Linked DNA regions of Homo sapiens: region 1 is linked to region 2. Evidence: read pairs that join two places in POLR2A ChIA-PET (ENCODE). Cell type or tissue: GM12878. All regions are shown on one strand. Links, peaks and the distances in the headings refer to the core of each region. The heading gives the core; the rest is flanking DNA. Region 1 overlaps ANKS1B (ankyrin repeat and sterile alpha motif domain containing 1B). Region 2 has its middle 13 kb from the start of SNORA53.

Region 1 (6,022 bases), core at 1-5,000, 150 kb after region 2:
GTCGAATCTGCTCTTTGAATCTGGACTGGTTTTACTGACTTGCTTGACCCATAGGATATAGCAGAAGCAACATGCTGAATTTGTGAGGTTGAATCATGAGGAGTCTTGCAGTTTCCTCCTGGGCCTCTAGGAACATTACTCTGGGGGAATTAGTCATGTAAAAAGTCTCACCATCCTGGCTGGATGCGGTGACTCACGCCTGTAATTCCAGCACTTTGGGAGGCTGATATTGTTTAGCTGTGTCCCCACCCAAATCTCATCTTGAATTCTAGCTCCCATAATTCCCACGTGTTGTGAGAGGGACCTGGTGGGAGGTAATTGAATCATGGGGGTGGGTCTTTCCCATGCTGTTCTTGTGATAGTGAATAAGTCTCACAAGATCTGATAGTTTTATAAATGGGAGTTCCCCTGTACATGCTCTCTTGCCTACTGCCACATAAGATGTGCCTTTGCTTCTTCTTTGTCTTCTGCCATAGGCCTCCCCAGCCATGTGGAACTGTGAGTCCATTAAACCTCTTTCCTTTATAAATTACCCAGTCTCGGGTATGTCTTTATTAGCAGTATTAGAACAGACTAATATAGAGGCTGAGGTGGGTGGATCACTTGAGGTCAGGAGTTCAAGACCAGTCTGGCCATTAGTGAAACCCCATCCCTACTAAAAATACAAAAAAAAAAAAAAAAAAAATTAGCCAGGCTTTGTGGCAGGCACCTGTAATCCCAGCTACTTGGGAGGCTGAGGCAGGAGAATTGCTTGAACCTGGGAGGCAGAGGTTGCAGTGAACCGAGGTTGTGTGACTGCACTCCAGCCTGGGTGACAGAGCGAGACTCCATCTATCTTTTTTTTTTTTTTTTTGAGATGGAGTCTTGCCCTTGTTGCCCAGGCTGGAGTACAATGGCGCGATCTTGGCTCACTGCAACCTGTGCCTCCTGGCTTCAAGGGATTCTCCTGCCTCAGCCTCCCGAGTGGCTGGGATTACAGGCGCCCACCACCACGCCTGGCTACTTTTTTGTATTTTTAGTAAAGACAAGATTTCACCATGTTGGCCAGGCTGGTCTTGAACTCCTGTCCTCAGGTGATCCATCCGCCTCGGCCTCCCAAAGTGCTGGGATTACAGGCATGAGCCACCGCACCCAGCTGAGACTCAATCTTAAAAAAAAAAGGAAAAAAAAAAAAGTTCTTGCTATCCTGAGATCATCATGCTATGAGAATGCCTGAGCTAGCCACAAGGAGAGGCTGCCTGGACAGGAACAACGGTTTCAGCCAGGCCAGCCCAGGCTCAAGATTTGGGAGTGAAGGGGTCTCAAAGACATTGGAGCTCCAGCAGACATCGCTTGGAGAAGACTCAAGACCCAGACAGATGGCTCCAGTCGGGCTGCCCCAGCATCTCCAGCCATTGCAGGCACTCTGGCTGAGGCCCCAGATGTTGTTGAGCAGGACTGCCACGCCCAGCCCAGATCCCTGACTTACAGAATTGTGAACATAATAAATGGATGTTGTTTTATATTTTGGGGTGGTTTATTACGCAGCAAGAGATAACTGGAACACCATGCGATGCTGCAGAAGGCTGGTTGGACCCTCATTCAGACAACAGGAAGATGACCCATGAGCCCAGGAGCTGTGATGAATGCTGCTTAGCCAGGAGGCCAATCCTGGAGCCACCCGGTCCCCTGGCTGCCCTGGCTGTGGGGAAGCTCACTGATCACAGTGAGCACTAAGGTGTCCCATCCCATCTGCTGGCTCAAACCACTGTGCTGCAGTGAAGTCAGCAAAATCATGCTCTCATCTCCAGTTACTACCTCCCTTGGGCATAAATTCAAACTCATTTAGTTTTACTTTTATTACCTCACGTCTCTCGAATGCTGTAACCTGGCCTGTCTCCGACCTTGGCTCTTCCTGTCTCATATAAGCTCATTGGAAGATACTTGCTTTGGTCTTTCTAGCATAAGTCTTTTGAGACACATTTATTACGGCGATTGGTCTGGAGTATTGTCTACCTTACAGAGACCACCAGTGAAAGAGAGCTGCATGTGTGTGCATGTGTGCACGTGTGTGTGTGTGTGTGTGTGCACACGGGGTGCAGGTGTGAGGGTTGATTACTGAAAACAGCATACTCTGAGCCTTGGTTTTCTCATCTTAAAATGGGGATAATACCATACGCAGTACCCCCTAACTGGATTGTTCTGATAATGGCTAATAATATTATTTAACCAAATGGCAATACCGGCTAGCATTTATTATTTACTATGTGGCCATGCACCATGCTAAGTGCTTCAACATGGGCTCTTTAATTCAATCCTAACCGTATCTGTATGCCGTAGGTCTATTACTTCCATTTTGCACATGAGATAATTACGCTCAGAAAGGTTAAATAACTTGCTCATGAAGTCAGCACCCAGACAAACTGGGATTTGAATCCAGTTGTTCTTTCTGAGAGGCTATACTCTTCTTGACCATTACACCTTAAAACTATACATAAGATAAAATAAAAAAAATTCTGTAATCTGTTTTAAAAAGTTTAAAAAACATGTGAGCCAATTGAGCTTCCAAGTGACTGACCCATCTTGGCTGTGGTGAGGTCACCTACTGGCCCATTGCCTGGGTCTCATGCCCAGTCTGGCTGAGAGGCAGCCTCCAGGCCGGGGGTGTACTTCGTGACTCCACAGAGACCATCAACACAGGAATTCTTCATCTTTGGCTTCCCCAAGGGTGAGGTAAAAGATACGAGGCAACTCCCATCCTCAGTAGTGGCTATTTAGGAAGAAGGGTAGGGAGTCCCAGTCCAATGGGGAAAAACCTCCTGGAAAGCACAGGAATTCCCCTCTTCCCTTCCCTTCTCTTCTCTTCTTCCCCAGGGATTTTTCTTTTTTCTTTTCTTTTCTTTTCCTTCCTTTTTTTTTTTTTTTTTTGAGATAGGGTCTCACTCTCTTACCTAGGCTGGAGTGCAGTGGTGTGATCTCAGCTTACTGCCATCTCCACCTCCCGGGTTCAAGTGATTCTCCTGCCTCAGCCTCCTGAGTGGCTGGGATTATAGGCGTGCACGCCTGGCTAATTTTTTTTTTTTTTTTTATGGCAGAGATGGGGTTTCACTGTGTTGGCCAGGCTGGTCTCGAGCTCCTGGCCTCAAGTGATCCTCCTGCCTGGGCCTCCCAAAGTGCTAGAATTATAGGCATGAACCACTGTGCCCGGCCTGGGATTTTGATCTGCGAATTAAGAACTGCTACATTAGAGGAGCTTAAGGAACCACTGTATCATAAAGATAAATCCTAAGGCAATCAAGGGATGCAAACTCACTTTTCTTGTGCAAGCTGAAGATATGCAGGTCAGCTTATATTTACTGTGGTTTCTTCAAGGCAATCATGGATATTGAACATCACCACAGATATTTACCAAGCTCCTTCCAAGTGTTAAGGGCTGTGTCCCTGGTGCCAGTCCCATGCCTAGCCTATAGACAATGTCCAGGAAGTGATCACTGAATGACATGGGGGAGTAAAAGTGTCCATCAAGACTCTCATTACATCCAGAGGAGGCTCATGGAGAGACAAAGAGATCTTCCTCGCTGTCCTCCCGCATCCTTGTCCCCGAGGCTATACGCAGCATATTCATCGGTCTAGTATGAGAAAAATTGCATCATAGATGGTGGGCAATCTGTCCCCTAGAAAAAGCTCTAGCCACCAAGGTAATTAATTTATTTTAACTGGTACATCACTAAGATTTTTGTTTCTTAGTTTGAAAATCTCTTAGGCACAAGGGTTCACTGATACATGTGCAAAAATATTCATTAAAGTGTTTAAATTTTTCATTATTAGAGGACTGATTAAGTAGAATACTAGGTAGCCATTTAACATGAAAACTGGAGGCGGGTGGATTGCCTGAGCTCAGGAGTTCAAGACCACCCCGGGCAACATGGTGAAACGCTGTCTCTACTAAAATACAAAAAATTAGCTGGGCGTGGTGGTGCACATCTGTAATCCCAGCTACTCGGGGGGCTGAGGCAGGAGACTCGCTTGAGCCCAGGAGGTGAAGATTGCAATGAGCCGAGGTCGCACCACTGCATTCCAGCCTGGGTGACAGAGTGAGACTCCGTCTAAAAATAAATAAATAAAATAAATAAATCAATAATGGGTTAAAAGACTACGTAAAAATATATGTATACATATACACATAGATAGGATCTGTATATATGCATAGAAAATAGCAATATGGATCAAATGTGAATAGTAGTTATCACTGCGTATTGAGACTGGATGATTTCTATTTTTGTATTTTGGAACTTTATTTAAATGAGGATTAATGATGTTTACAGTCATAAAATAATCTTTCCATTTTGATAATTAAAAACAAGAGAAAGTCTTTTGCGTTTAAAATAGTCTTATTCTTGCTTTTTTTTTTTGAGACAGGGTCTTGCTCTGTTGTCCAGGCTGGAGTGCAGTGGCACAGTCATGGCTCACAGAAAGCTTGACCTCCCAGGCTCACATGATCCTCTCACCTCAGCCTCTGGAGTAGCTGGGACCACAGGTAATGTGTCATCACACCTGGCTGATTTTTGTATGTTTTTTAGAGACAGGGTTTCAACATGTTGCCCAGGATGGATCTTATTCTTTCTGCATCACCTTGGGGTTCTGAGGGTCTCTTCATTCTCTGGCTGAGAGGGCTGGGAACTACTTTCCAGCAAAATCTGGAACCTCTCTGCAGGTGCTGTCATGGCTCACCTCTATGTGCCAGGAAGCTGCCCATTCATTTGGCAAAGAATCTTGTTTAGGCTCTTCAGTTTTCATACTGGATGCCAATTCTAACATCTTCTCAGTGAGACTTTGAAGTATCAAGCTCTTCCTTTAAGCTGCAACCCTAATACTTCTACTCCAAGTGCGGAATTGACCCTTTAATGGTCCAACTTCTGCCAAGCCCAAGTGAAAAATGTTGTTACGTGGATATTAACTTATAGACATGCAGTCAATCCGCTCTTGTAGCTGTGCAAAGTTTGATCTCTGCACGAAGTCAAACTGCCTATGAACTTGAACTGTATTTTATTTCCTTTCATAATGATGATAAAGCAGTGGCAGCAGCAACTACACATGATATTGCCTACTACATCCTAGGGACGAGGCTAAGTGCCTTCTGTGGATTGTCTACCCCTTACAACACCTTACAGAGGAGGAATGACCATCCTCATTTTACGTGTGAGAAACTAAGGATCAGCGAAATTGACAACTTGGCCAAGTTCATACAGCAGAGCCAGGATTCAAGTGCAGATCTGACTTCAGATTAGCCAGTGTTTCATGCCACTGGGCTATCCTACCTTCATTGCTCTCATGAATGTGCTGGTCTTCTGTGCCTATTTCATTGAGGCACCCTCTAGAACACCATCTTGTGTTTTGGAGATTCACTGTACAAATGTTGGTGAAGACATTATTACACAGTATCCCCTCATGGGGGCCTAGGACAGAAAGTTCCTTCATACTTAAGTCTTATTAAAATACTATTTTCGGAAGGGAAGGGGTATACTTTTCTTTCAAAGAAATATGCAGCATAAAATTACTGCATTTCCCTTTTTGCCTTGACCTCCAGGAAGCTCAGAGCTAAAAGCTCAGAGCTAGAGAGAGCCCAGCTCCCATACCTTTCCACAACTCCATGGTCTGTATATTGATGCTACAACTTTTCCCTTGATATGGAGCTTCCTTTTAGCCTATATTTTCCCTAATTCAGATTTGTGTGTATGTATATATATATTTTCAGACTACTATACCTATTCATGTAGGCTGTCTTCAATCCGTTATGGAATGAGGCATGGTAGAAACACTGTCCATTTGTTCACTTAGATATTTATTCCAGGACTTACTTTGTTGAATGCATTGCTGCCCAAATGGCTGACAAGGTATGTCAGGCATAAAGCTTCATCTCATCTGGCGAATATGACGAAGGAGTAAGGAATCTGAGGAGGAGGCCATCCAGGGAGGAAAGGCCCTCCTGACCCAGGCTGGGAGGCTGCTCTTTCTGAGTGGACCATTTTGACCTGCCTTGCAG
Region 2 (5,000 bases), core at 1-5,000:
TTCGAGGCTAGCCTGGCCAACATGGTGAAACCCCATCTCTACTAAGAATACAAAAATTAGCTGGGCATGGTGGCGCAATCCTGTAATCCCAGCTACTCGGGAGGCTGAGGCAGGAGAATCACTTGAACCCGGGAGGCGGAGGTTGCAGTGAGCCGAGATCGTGCCATTGCACTCCAGCCTGGGCTACAAGAGCGAAACTCCGTCTCAAAAAAACAAAAATAAATAAATAAAAAATAAAAATAAAAGAGAATTCATAAACTCGCCAGGCACAGTGGCTGACACTTGTGATCCCAGCATTTTGGGAGGCCAAGGCAGGAGGATTGCTTGACTTCAGGAGTTCGAGACCACTCTGGGCAGTATAGGCAGACTTCATCTCTACCAAAAAAAAAAAAAAAAAAAAAAAATTAAAAAAGTAGTTAGGGTTGGTGGTGAATTCATGTAGTCCTAGCTACTCAGGAGGCTGAGTGGGAGGATTGCTTGAGGTCAGGAGACAAGAGGCTGCAGTGAGGCATGATCATGCCACTGCACTCCAGCTTGGGCAACAAAATAAGACCCTGTCTCAAAACAACAACAACAACAACAACAACAACAACAACAAACACACAGAATTCATAAACTCTTATTTTTGAGGTGACCAGCTCTGTGGATCTGGATATCCTTCACGCTAGGCATTTGAAACTGGGGCTAATGCTGTGTGGGTTTACTTTAGGTTATTATAGTGTACTTAAAAACATATATTGATGAGAGATTACACATATAAACACAAATATTTCAAGTGTATACTGTAATGCCAGAACTCTGGGAGGCCAAAGCAGAAGAATCACTTGAACCCAGGAGTTCAAGACCAGCCTGGGCAGCATAGGGAGATTCCATCTCTACCAAAAAAAAGAAAAAAAAAGAAAAAAAGAAAAAAGAAATTAGCCAGGCATGGTGGCTTGAGACTGTAGTCCCAGCTACTCAGGAAGCTGAGGTGGAAGGATCATTTGAGTCCAGGAGGTCAAGGCTGCTGTGAGCCATGATCACACCACCGCACTCCAGCCTGGGTGAAAAAGTGAGAACCTGTCTCAAAAATAAAAATAAATAAAAATTTAAAAAGTGTACCCTTTGATGAGTTTTGACATATATCTATCACAATGAAGATAATAAACATCCTTCACTCCTTTTCCTTGTGGCTCTTTGTAATCTATACCTGTCTCCATCTCTATCTACAGTTGTGATGGATAATTTTGTTTCAAGCTGCCTGGGCTAAGGGATGCCCAGATAGCTGGTAAAACATTATTTCTGGGTGTGTCTGTGACAGTGTTTCCAGAAGAGCTTAGCATTTGACTTGGTAGACTGCATAAAGAAGATCACTTTCGTTAATGTGGGTGAGCATCATCCCATCCATTGAGGGCCTGGATAGAAAAAAGGCAGAAGGGTGAATCTGCTACTCTTTGAACTGGGACATCTATCTTCTCCTGCCCTCAGACATCAGTGTTCCTGGTTTTGGGCCTTTGGTCTTTCACGAGGGCTTAGGCCATCACTTCCTTTGGTTGTCAGGCCTTCAGACTCACTCTGAATTAAACCACTGGCTTTCCTAGTTTTCCAGTTTGCAGATGAAAGATTGTGTGATTCTTGGCCTCCATAATCATGTGAGCCAATTCCTAGAATCTATCTATCTATCTATCTATCTATCTATCTATCTAATCTATCCACCCATCCATCCACCACCCACCTACCTACCTACCTACCTACCTATCAATCATCTGTCTATCCATCCATCCTATTGGCTCTGTTTCTCTGGAGAATCCTAATGCAACAGGCAACCACTGATCTACTTTCTGTCACTTTAGATTATTTTGCATTTTCTAAAGTTTTATGTAATTGGAATTGATAAAACTTTTGCCAATGCTGTTAGAGCTCCCCCCTCCCCTTTTTTTTTTTCCCCCTGAGATGTAGTCTTGCTTTGTCTCCCAGTCTCCCAGGCTGGAGTGCAATGGTGGGATGTCTGATCACTGCAACCTTTGCCTCCTGGGTTCAAGCGATTCTCCTGCCTCAACTTCCCGAGTAGCTGGGATTACAGGTGCCCACTACCTTGCCCGGCTAATTTTTGTATTTTTAATAGAGACGTGGTTTCACCATGTTGGCCAGGCTGGTCTCAAACTCCTGACCTCAGGTGTTACACCCGCCTCGGCCTCCCAAAATGCCGGGATTACAGGCGTGAGCCACGGCGCCCAGATTTAGGGCCTCCTCTTCTAGTTGCTTTGGCTACTTCTGGTCACATCCTCATCAGACGAGTTGTGTTGCTTTGAGGCAGAGTCTGTCTGAGGCTTGGCAAGCCCCCTTCAATCTACACCCTCCCCCACAACCCTTGCTCTAGAAGCCACTTTCCAGCCCCTTTTATTAAGTAACCTACTTGCTATGGCCTGAATGTGTCTCCCCAAAATTCATACGTTGAAATCCAATGTGAGACATTTGGGAGGTGATTAGGTCATAAGGTAGGAGTCTTCATGGACAGGATTAGTGCCCCTATAAAAGAGGCCCCAGATTGCTGCTTGCTCCTTCCACCACGTGAGGACACAGCTAGAAGGTGCTATGAACCAGGAAGTGGGCCCACACTAGACACTGAATCTGCCAGTACCTTGATCTCAGACTTTCCAGCCTCTAGAACAGTGAGAAATAAATTTGTTAGTTACAGGCTACCTAAAGTTCTTGCTATACTATTATACACCAGCCCAAATAGACCGAGACACTACTGTTCCTTTCCCTGTTTCCTAAAGCCATGAAGGACCCAGATAGGCTTTTATTTTTTTTCCCCTGCAGCTCACTGTGACCTTTCTAGTTTCTCTTCCTCTAACTGGATAATGAATGCCGCAGCCCTGTCCCCTGAGGGGTCCCTTCAGTTAGGTCCCTAAACACACATGCTGGGCTCCCTGGCAGCCAGAGAGGGCAAGTGGGGATTCAGATCCTGCCCCTTCGAGATCTCCCCATGCTAACTAGCACATTCTGCTTCTCCTATGTGTGTGTGTGTGTGTGTGTGTGTGTGTGTGTGTGGGTAACAACATGTATGTCAGAAGGATGGATAAAGTTCTTGCTATGTAAAGTTGCAAAAATAGGTTTTAGCATATTTATTTTGGAAAATCAACCTGTTTTAAAGTTTTATTTTTACTGTACAAAATAGGATTAAATATAAAATGACTTTTGCTCCAAAATATCATTATTTTTGATTTACCAGTCTTCTCATGAGAGGTCCCATTAAAAAAATTACCTTAGTCTAATCTCAATAATGTCAAACTAATTCATATCTGAAATGTGTGCTATTTCATCTTTAATATCCTTAATCTCAGCTTGGACTATTGTTAAATTAGATATTTTTTCACTTAAGAAAGCAATTTCTTTCTCTCTTTGTAGTAAGTCGGTAACCAATCTCCCAATGCGTAGTGTTAAATCATTTACTAATGGTTCTAAACGGGAAAAGTCCTTCTTTAGATTATACACCTTTGGTTTTAGATCATTTGCAAAAGTCACTGTCTTCAGAACTTTGGCTCTGTCACCTTCTAAGCTTAGAAATCTATCTGTATGTTTGTCGAAGTCACTCTTTAGTTCGGTTAGCGTCTTCTTAACAGAGTTAATTCTTTGTGAATTTTCAGATGCTGTCTTTCGGAGCGTTGCTGTTCGATCAATACTGCTTGAAAGAAGATCACCTATATTTTTTACTGTATTTTTTTCTACTTTCTCTATTTTATTTTCTAGTTCTTGCACAGAATCTGTCAATGATATTACATCAGTTACTAAACCTGAAATCCGTCGTATATCTGTTTTTACACTTGTAATCTTGAGACCAACATCTTTTGCCATGGAAGTTGTACTTTGGTCTACTTTTGTAATGTCTTGAGAAAGCGTCGTCAGACTGTTGTTCAGTATATCCTGTTTTTCAGTTATCCTATTGGACCAAGTTTTTACCTCATTAATTTCTTCCTGTAGACGCTTTAGATGAGCAATTATTTGAAAAGACTTCAATTGTTCCATGATAGCTTCAGATTTCTGCCACTATAAGAAAATATAATATCACAATGATTAAATGTATTAGAAGCTTACCATTTAAAATTCATCTTAAATTTTATATTTCTTTTTAATTTTAATTTTTTTTTTGAGACAGAGGCTTGTTCTGTTACCCAGGATGGAGTGCAGTGGCACGATCTTGGCTCACTGAAACCTCCACCTCCTGGGTTCCAGCGATTTTCCTGACTCAGCCTCCCAAGTAGCTGGGATTACAGGCACCCGCCCCCACCTCAGCTAACTTTTTTTGTATTTTTAGTAGAGACGGGTCTTCACCATGTTGGACAGGCTGGTCTCGATCTCCTGACCTCTGGTTATCTGCCCACCTCGGCCTCCTAAATCCATGCCTGGGATTACAGGCGTGAGCCACCACGCCCTGCCTTATGTTATTTTTTAACTACACTTTACTGTTCTTCTGGAAAGCATATGGTAAAAGACGACTTCAGAAGTAAGAGAATTTAGAACAATGTAAGTGAATTACTAATGAATAAGAAGGAAACATTAAGAAAATTTCATGAAATGTCCCTGGAAATTACATTTTTTACATTATAATATTTTCACAATTGGTCTTCTGTACAGTAATAAAATGAGCTACATGAGACAGTGATGTGGTTTTTCAGTTGCTGGAGAAGGGAAAAGGAAGTTTCCTCCAGTTGAGCTTTGCTAGGTGAGACAAGGCAACATAAGTTCTTTTTTATTTCAGCTTTATTAAGGTATAATTGACAAATTAAAATTGTATATATTTATTGTGTACAATGTAATATTTTGATATACATATCTACGCACATATTGTGAATGATTAAATCAAGCTAATGAACATATCTATCACCTCATGTATTTTTTTTTGTAGTAAGAATATTTAAGATCTACTCTCCTAGAAATTCTCTCTTTTTTTTGGAGATGGAAGTCTCACTCACTCTGTACCCAGGCTGGAATGCAATAGCCCCATCTCTGCTGACTGC

The links. ChIA-PET counts read pairs that join two places held together with the same protein. Peaks named below come from ENCODE experiments on the same cell type or tissue, not always from the same donor. Only the 100,000 strongest peaks of a DNase experiment are listed, where the experiment ranks them.
Region 1: POLR2A ChIA-PET joins it to region 2 with 7 read pairs; 2 of 35 experiments call an interaction of 5 or more read pairs at or near these places.

Annotation. Positions count from the first base shown.
Region 1 is chr12:98,755,892-98,761,913 of GRCh38, forward strand. The region is part of intron 25 of ANKS1B (ankyrin repeat and sterile alpha motif domain containing 1B); the gene reads right to left. Among named protein-coding and RNA genes, the nearest start is that of APAF1, 110 kb to the left of the region's middle. In GM12878, for the core only: no CTCF peak of the experiment used is centred there; no DNase peak of the experiment used is centred there.
Region 2 is chr12:98,610,312-98,615,311 of GRCh38, forward strand. It overlaps a transcript of IKBIP not described here. Among named protein-coding and RNA genes, the nearest start is that of SNORA53, 13 kb to the left of the region's middle. RefSeq lists a silencer at 346-546 and an enhancer at 2,498-2,687. In GM12878, for the core only: a CTCF peak has its summit at 2,561; a DNase peak (open chromatin) is centred at 2,800; H3K27ac peaks cover 902 bases.